Linked DNA regions of Homo sapiens: region 1 is linked to region 2. Evidence: chromatin loops called from intact Hi-C (ENCODE). Cell type or tissue: PC-3. All regions are shown on one strand. Each heading gives the region's core, and the rest is flanking DNA. Links, peaks and the distances in the headings are about the cores only.

Region 1 (2,926 bases), core at 113-2,612, 170 kb before region 2:
AATCAAATATGATCTGTCTCAGTGAGCAGAGGGATAACTTTGAATAGAATGGGAAGCAGGTTTGCCCTAAGCAGTTTCCAGCTTGAGTCTTCCTTAGTGATTTTTGGGGGCCCAAGATATTTTCCTTTCACAGTGGTATAGAAATTTTTAAAGGGGAAGGAAAGAATAACTCTAGTATGATCTGGTGGAAAAACCAACCTACCAACACTGACTCTTCAATGAGGTGTTGAAGTGATAGTCAGTATGTTCACTCTTCACCCTTCTAGATGCTTCCTCAATGCTGTCCTTCACCCTCAGGGTCAGCAAGAGGTATGCTCTGGGATTCTTTTGCTATCAAGATGGTGAGTTTCAATAAGTAATTGATATTGTATTTTCTGCCTTACATTGTGGCCCCTTTAAAAGGATGTCATTGTAGCTTAGGTATTTAACTCATTGGTTGAATCTCAGGCACTGGAACCTATGACCACAATGGCATCAATAAGGCCTTGAGAATAATCCAGTTTTCATAGGTCAAAAAGGATAACTAAGTAAAATTAGAGCAGTATCTTCTATCTTATGAGTCATCTACATAATATAATATTTTTACTTCAGGACTTAGATTATTCAGTGATAAATTATGCATAAAATTGTAGTTGAAAATAAGAAAGAAAAAAGTCCTTCTTGAACTTAACATTGAAAACCCAGACCAAGCTATACATTAACTCATATGTGAACATGGTTTCTAAATTTCTGAAATGTAGTCAAGAGTGGCAACACACTCCTGTAGGCCAGCTACTTGGGAGGCAGAGGTGGGAGGATCACTTGAGCACAGGAGTTCAGGCTGCAGTGAGCTATGATTGTGCCTATGAAGAGCCACTGCACTCAAGCCTGGGCAACATAGCAAGATCCTATCTAAAAAAATAAAATATTCTGAAATGTAGATCATAAACTATATTAATATGTTAAAATGGAGAAATTAAGTAACTATTTATTTGTTTTCTATTTAAAAAGTTAAGCTTTTGCCCGCAGAAATTATGTGCATATGCCCTTTACAGAGGATGATGAACCGTTGTGTGCAAAGATCTCAGAGAATGCCTCCAGATTCACTGTTCTGTCTTCTACCTTGTTGAGCTCAGAAGTCAAGCTGGAAAACTAGCCAGAGGAATAGGCCTTCTCTCAGAAACAAAGAAATGAACAGAAAAAACTGTTATTTTATAGGATTCCCCAAAAGTTTAAAAAATAAGAATAAACCTGGCTTTCTGGGCCCTCTAAAAATAGTAAGTATTTGTAGCACTAGGTTGGACTCACCACTTAGCCTTGAATTGAATATTTAAAGCTTACATAACATATAGAAAACATCTCTTCATTTCAAAGGAGAAACAAAAAGGAAACCCAGAGATTTAAAATTTATTAGCCCTAGATAGCTAGTTAGGGGCAGAGCAGAAACAAGAAACAAACTTCTCGACTCCAAATTCAAGTCCTTTCTGCCCATTTTACTTTCTAAAAATAGGAAAATCAGATTAAACATTCCCTAGACTGAATTCCTGTCCTTGGAAAGGGTGAATTCCTGGTCTGCTACCTAAACTTGCATGTGGATCTTCGGTATGTTGACCACGAGTTAATGACTCATTCCCTATTAACCATAGTTATTCTCTCTCCCTACTCTTTGAACAGCCCACAGTCATTTCTGTTATTACAAGATTTGACTCTCTGCTCTCTCTGTAAATCTCATTTTTAAAATTCTCTTTTCCTTGATCACTGTACCCTGGAATACCTCCTTGTTGTCTCTTGTACCTCAGGGGCATTGTACTTCTCAGTTGTGATGTTCTTCCTCCAGATACTCTCACAGCTCACTCCCTTGCCATGGTCAAGTTTCTGTGCAAACGTCACCCTGTAAGTGAGGACTTTCTTAACTATTCTATGTAAAGTAGGTCTACTCTAAAAATCCCCCTCTCTTTTCTGTGAGATATAAAAATATTTTTAAAATCTTTTATATATTTGTATAGCCCTCATCATTTGGCATACTATGCTTTTTGCATATTTATTTATTTCTTAAGTATCCTATTCACTAGGAATACAACTTCCATTAGGGTAGATTTTGGTTTGCTTCGTGTACTGCTGCATGTGCAAAACCTACAACAGTGCTTGGCATAGTTTGTGTTCAATACATTTGTTGGACTAAATTAATCAACACTTAATGCTTCTTCCCCAGGTGCCCATTTCTCCAACTTCCTTCACTCCTCAACATATATCACCACTGTCTTTCATCTAGGACTGCTAGGCCTTCCAACTATAAAGAAATATAAAAAATGAAAACTTTAGTTAAATTTCTCAGGGGAAATTACACCAGTAAAACGACAACAAGGCAATGGGTCTCTTTTGGATGTGCACACATTGAGGAAATGAACCATTTATGTCAAATGTAGTAATAAGCCTTCCTCTTTCTCTACCTTGTTCTCAATGGTATAAAATCAGATCTTTTCTCAAAACTCCCATAACAAGTTAAAAAAACATTTATCTCAACATTTAATACACTTTCCTATGTTTGTAAATATTGCTCTCTCTAATCTGATTATGAATTTCTTAAGATCGGAGACAGTTCTCCATCTTTCTTTTCCTCAGGATGATTAAAACATAGGAAATGCTAGTAAATTTTTACTTAATTGACTTGAATTAAATATTACAGTGAAATTAAGACAAGAAGATCTCCATGAAGCCAGTGACTGCCTTGTATCTCTAGAATTCCAATGCTTGGAGCAAAGCTAACAGATAGCAGGAAGTCTGTAAAGGTGAAATTAATGAATAAAATAATGAGGCAGAGTTGGAAAAAAGCAAAAGTTCAGAGTAACAGGAAGACTGATTAAGCGATTCATGCCAAAAAGCAAAGTAAAAGTATTTTTAAGTCTGAGACAAAGAGACAGAAAGAGACTACCTGAAAGTCATCCAG
Region 2 (2,926 bases), core at 328-2,827:
TATGTAAGAATAATCTAGAAAAAAGGTCTGGGGATTTTTTGGTGTTGAGGGATCTATAAAACTGAGAAAGAATGTGTTTTTTCTGCGACATTGATGGAACCTATGAATACATTTAATTTAGACTTTATGGCCGAGTGTGGTGGCTCATGCCTTTAATCCTGGCACTTTGGGGGCATAGGCGGGTGGATCACTTGAGGTCGGGAGTTCGAGACCAGCCTGATCAATATGGTGAAACCTCATCTCTACTAAAAATGGAAAAATTATCTGTATGTGGTGGCATGCGCCTGTAGTCCCAGCTACTTGGGAGGCTGAGACAGGAGAATTGTTTGAACCCAGGAGGCAGAGGTTGCAGTGAACCGAGATAACACCACTGCACTCCAGCCTGGGTAACAGAGCGAGACTCCATCTAAAATAAATAAATAAATAAGTAAATAGATAAATAAAATAGACTTTAGTTAAAAAAATGTTTTCAGTATAACAAAGAAAATACAGAAGCCAAAGTTAAGTTATGTTTGCCCTACTGTTCTTGTGAAGAAAGAAAAGATAACCACAGCATAGGTTTATTTGTTGTTATTGCTTTGAATTAGCTATAGAACAGTTATGTATAAATGAAAAACATATTTCCTTTTTTGAAAACTACACTTTTTTCAGTGACTTAAGACACATAACAAATTTATGTGGCCTTTTTTTTCTTTTCATTGGGTTAGTATAATTCTTTGAGAGTGTATTAATAGATAGAATATATATATATGTATATATATATGTGTGTATATATATATATATATATATATATATATATATATATATTTGAGACAGAGTCTCACTCTGTCGCCCAGGCTGGAGTGCAGTGGTGTGATCTTGTCTCACTGCAACCTGCCTCCTAGATTCAAGCAATTCTCCTTTCTCAGCCTCCTGAGTAGCTGGAACTACAGGTGCATGCCACCACACTCAGCTAATTTTTGTATTTTTAGTAGAGATGGGGTTTCACCATATTGGTGATGCTAGTCTCAAACCCCTGACCTCAGGTGATCCGCCTGCCTCGGCCTCCCAAAGTGGTGGGATTACAGGTGTGAGCCACCATGCCTGGCTGTAAAAAAAATATTTTTACAGTGTTGTATACAATCAAAGTTTTGTTCATTCATCATTTTAAGACAAGTTCCTTGAATGGATGTTAAGGAGACCAGACAGAAAAGATTATGATAGATTCTTTTGATTGCAAGAAAAAAAAAAACTCACTCACCTCAGAAAGGCTAAGTTTAGAGATGAACAAGACAGGAACCCCAGCCAACATGTCCAGTCTTTAAGAGAACCCGGGGAAGATGGACTGAGATTCAGAATTGGGACGTAACTAGTGTGGCTCTTCTGAGTAGATTCCCTCTCTGCCCCCTAGTGACAGAGTTGATCCTCTGCCATTGGGATGACAGCTCCCTCTGTCATATTTTTCTTGCTGCCACCAGTACTCTCTTTATTGTAGATGTTTCTCTACCATTTTCTGTCTCGGTTTCTTATCACTTATACTTATTATTCATGAACTCTACTGCTTTATAACATCTGTAAAGTATCTTATTCCTCTGTGTCTTTGGTTTTCTGCTCCAGCTACAAACAGACTAATTCTCTTCCCATCCCGCTCAGAGTCTAGAGCCTATTCTTGGTTCAGGTAATTCACTGTTACTGTTGCATTTTTTTTAAGAGACGGAAGTCTCCCTCTGTCACCCACGCTGGAGTGTGATGGTGCCATCATGGCTCACGTCAGTCTTGACTCCCCAGACTCAAGCAGTCCTCCTTCTTAGCGTCTCAAGTAGCTGGGACTACAGGTGTGTGCCAACACACCTGGTTAATTTGTTTTGTATTTTTTGTAGAGACAGGGTCTTGCTTTGTTGCCCAAGCTGCTGTTGCTTTGCTTAGGTGGAGGTTTTGTGCCAGATCCCCACGTAAGCCTTAGATGATCTAGTCTTAGCTCAGGTGCCTACTCTCGTATCTTCAGAGGGGGAAAGGCTTATGTTGATTGTCTTAAGGTAGGGTTATTCTTCCAGCAGGAGAATGGGGGATGACATTCACAGATGAGATTTATAGGCATGGCAGGCATTTTGAGAGCACACAGATGGCCAGTTTGAGCATAGTGAGAAATTCCTTGTCACAAGTGCACTGGTTGGACAATCTATGGTACCTAGCACAGAAACTTGCTCTTGGTTGACCTTATATTTTTGTTTACCTTATTTCTGTTTTGAGCAAAACAATCAATGAATGAGACATAACTATTCCTCACTGAGTTTTTGAGACTTTCTTTGGATCTCATTGCATATTTTATTTATGCCCTCCTCATTTAGTTCACAATTTTCCTTACAAATTAATTGTCATTTACTAACTACTTTATGGGTTATTTCAATCCATAGATGAGACTTAAAAACACATAAACCACTTATACTGGGAATTAAACTTACTTGATAATGTTGACGTCTGTAAGTATTTGAGGCTATTTCAGTTTTAAAACATAATAAAGATTGCATCTCACAGTGTAGTCTCTGTCTTGAATAAATTGCTTCTCTGCAAAGTAAGTCCTTGAGCTAACACTCAAGAAATTACACATGTAACATTGGCCAAAAGCACAGTTAGCATTTTTTAAATTTGAGGGGGGATTGTCTTTAAGAGAATATACTTTCAAATGTATGTGTTACTTCCCTTTAAGCATGTGTGTATGTGTGTGTGTGTGATGATTGTTGGTTTGATTTTTGGCAGGGTGGAGATTGGTGACCTATTGATAAGATTTTTCTCCTCTCTTTAACACTTTTCATTCTTTACCCAAACTCTTCCTAAACATCTATTGAGCATTTACTATTTCCCAGGCACAAAGAAAATGATGTAATTTTTATCTAATTCAGACATACAGTAAGTCCGTGGTTGCTGTATTTACAAATCAGCTGGCAAG

Evidence for each region. Hi-C counts contacts between places; a loop is a spot of excess contacts. Peaks named below come from ENCODE experiments on the same cell type or tissue, not always from the same donor. Only the 100,000 strongest peaks of a DNase experiment are listed, where the experiment ranks them.
Region 1: it touches region 2 in a loop (2.5-fold over the local background); 3 of 110 quality-filtered maps call a loop at or near these places.

Annotation. Positions count from the first base shown.
Region 1 is chr2:188,198,251-188,201,176 of GRCh38, forward strand. All of the region lies in intron 1 of LINC01090 (long intergenic non-protein coding RNA 1090), which reads right to left. Among named protein-coding and RNA genes, the nearest start is that of LINC01090, 88 kb to the right of the region's middle. In PC-3, for the core only: no CTCF peak of the experiment used is centred there; a DNase peak (open chromatin) is centred at 1,551; H3K27ac peaks cover 796 bases.
Region 2 is chr2:188,368,172-188,371,097 of GRCh38, forward strand. All of the region lies in intron 1 of GULP1 (GULP PTB domain containing engulfment adaptor 1), which reads left to right. Among named protein-coding and RNA genes, the nearest start is that of MIR561, 72 kb to the left of the region's middle. In PC-3, for the core only: CTCF peaks have their summits at 1,394 (motif pointing left) and 1,600; a DNase peak (open chromatin) is centred at 1,380.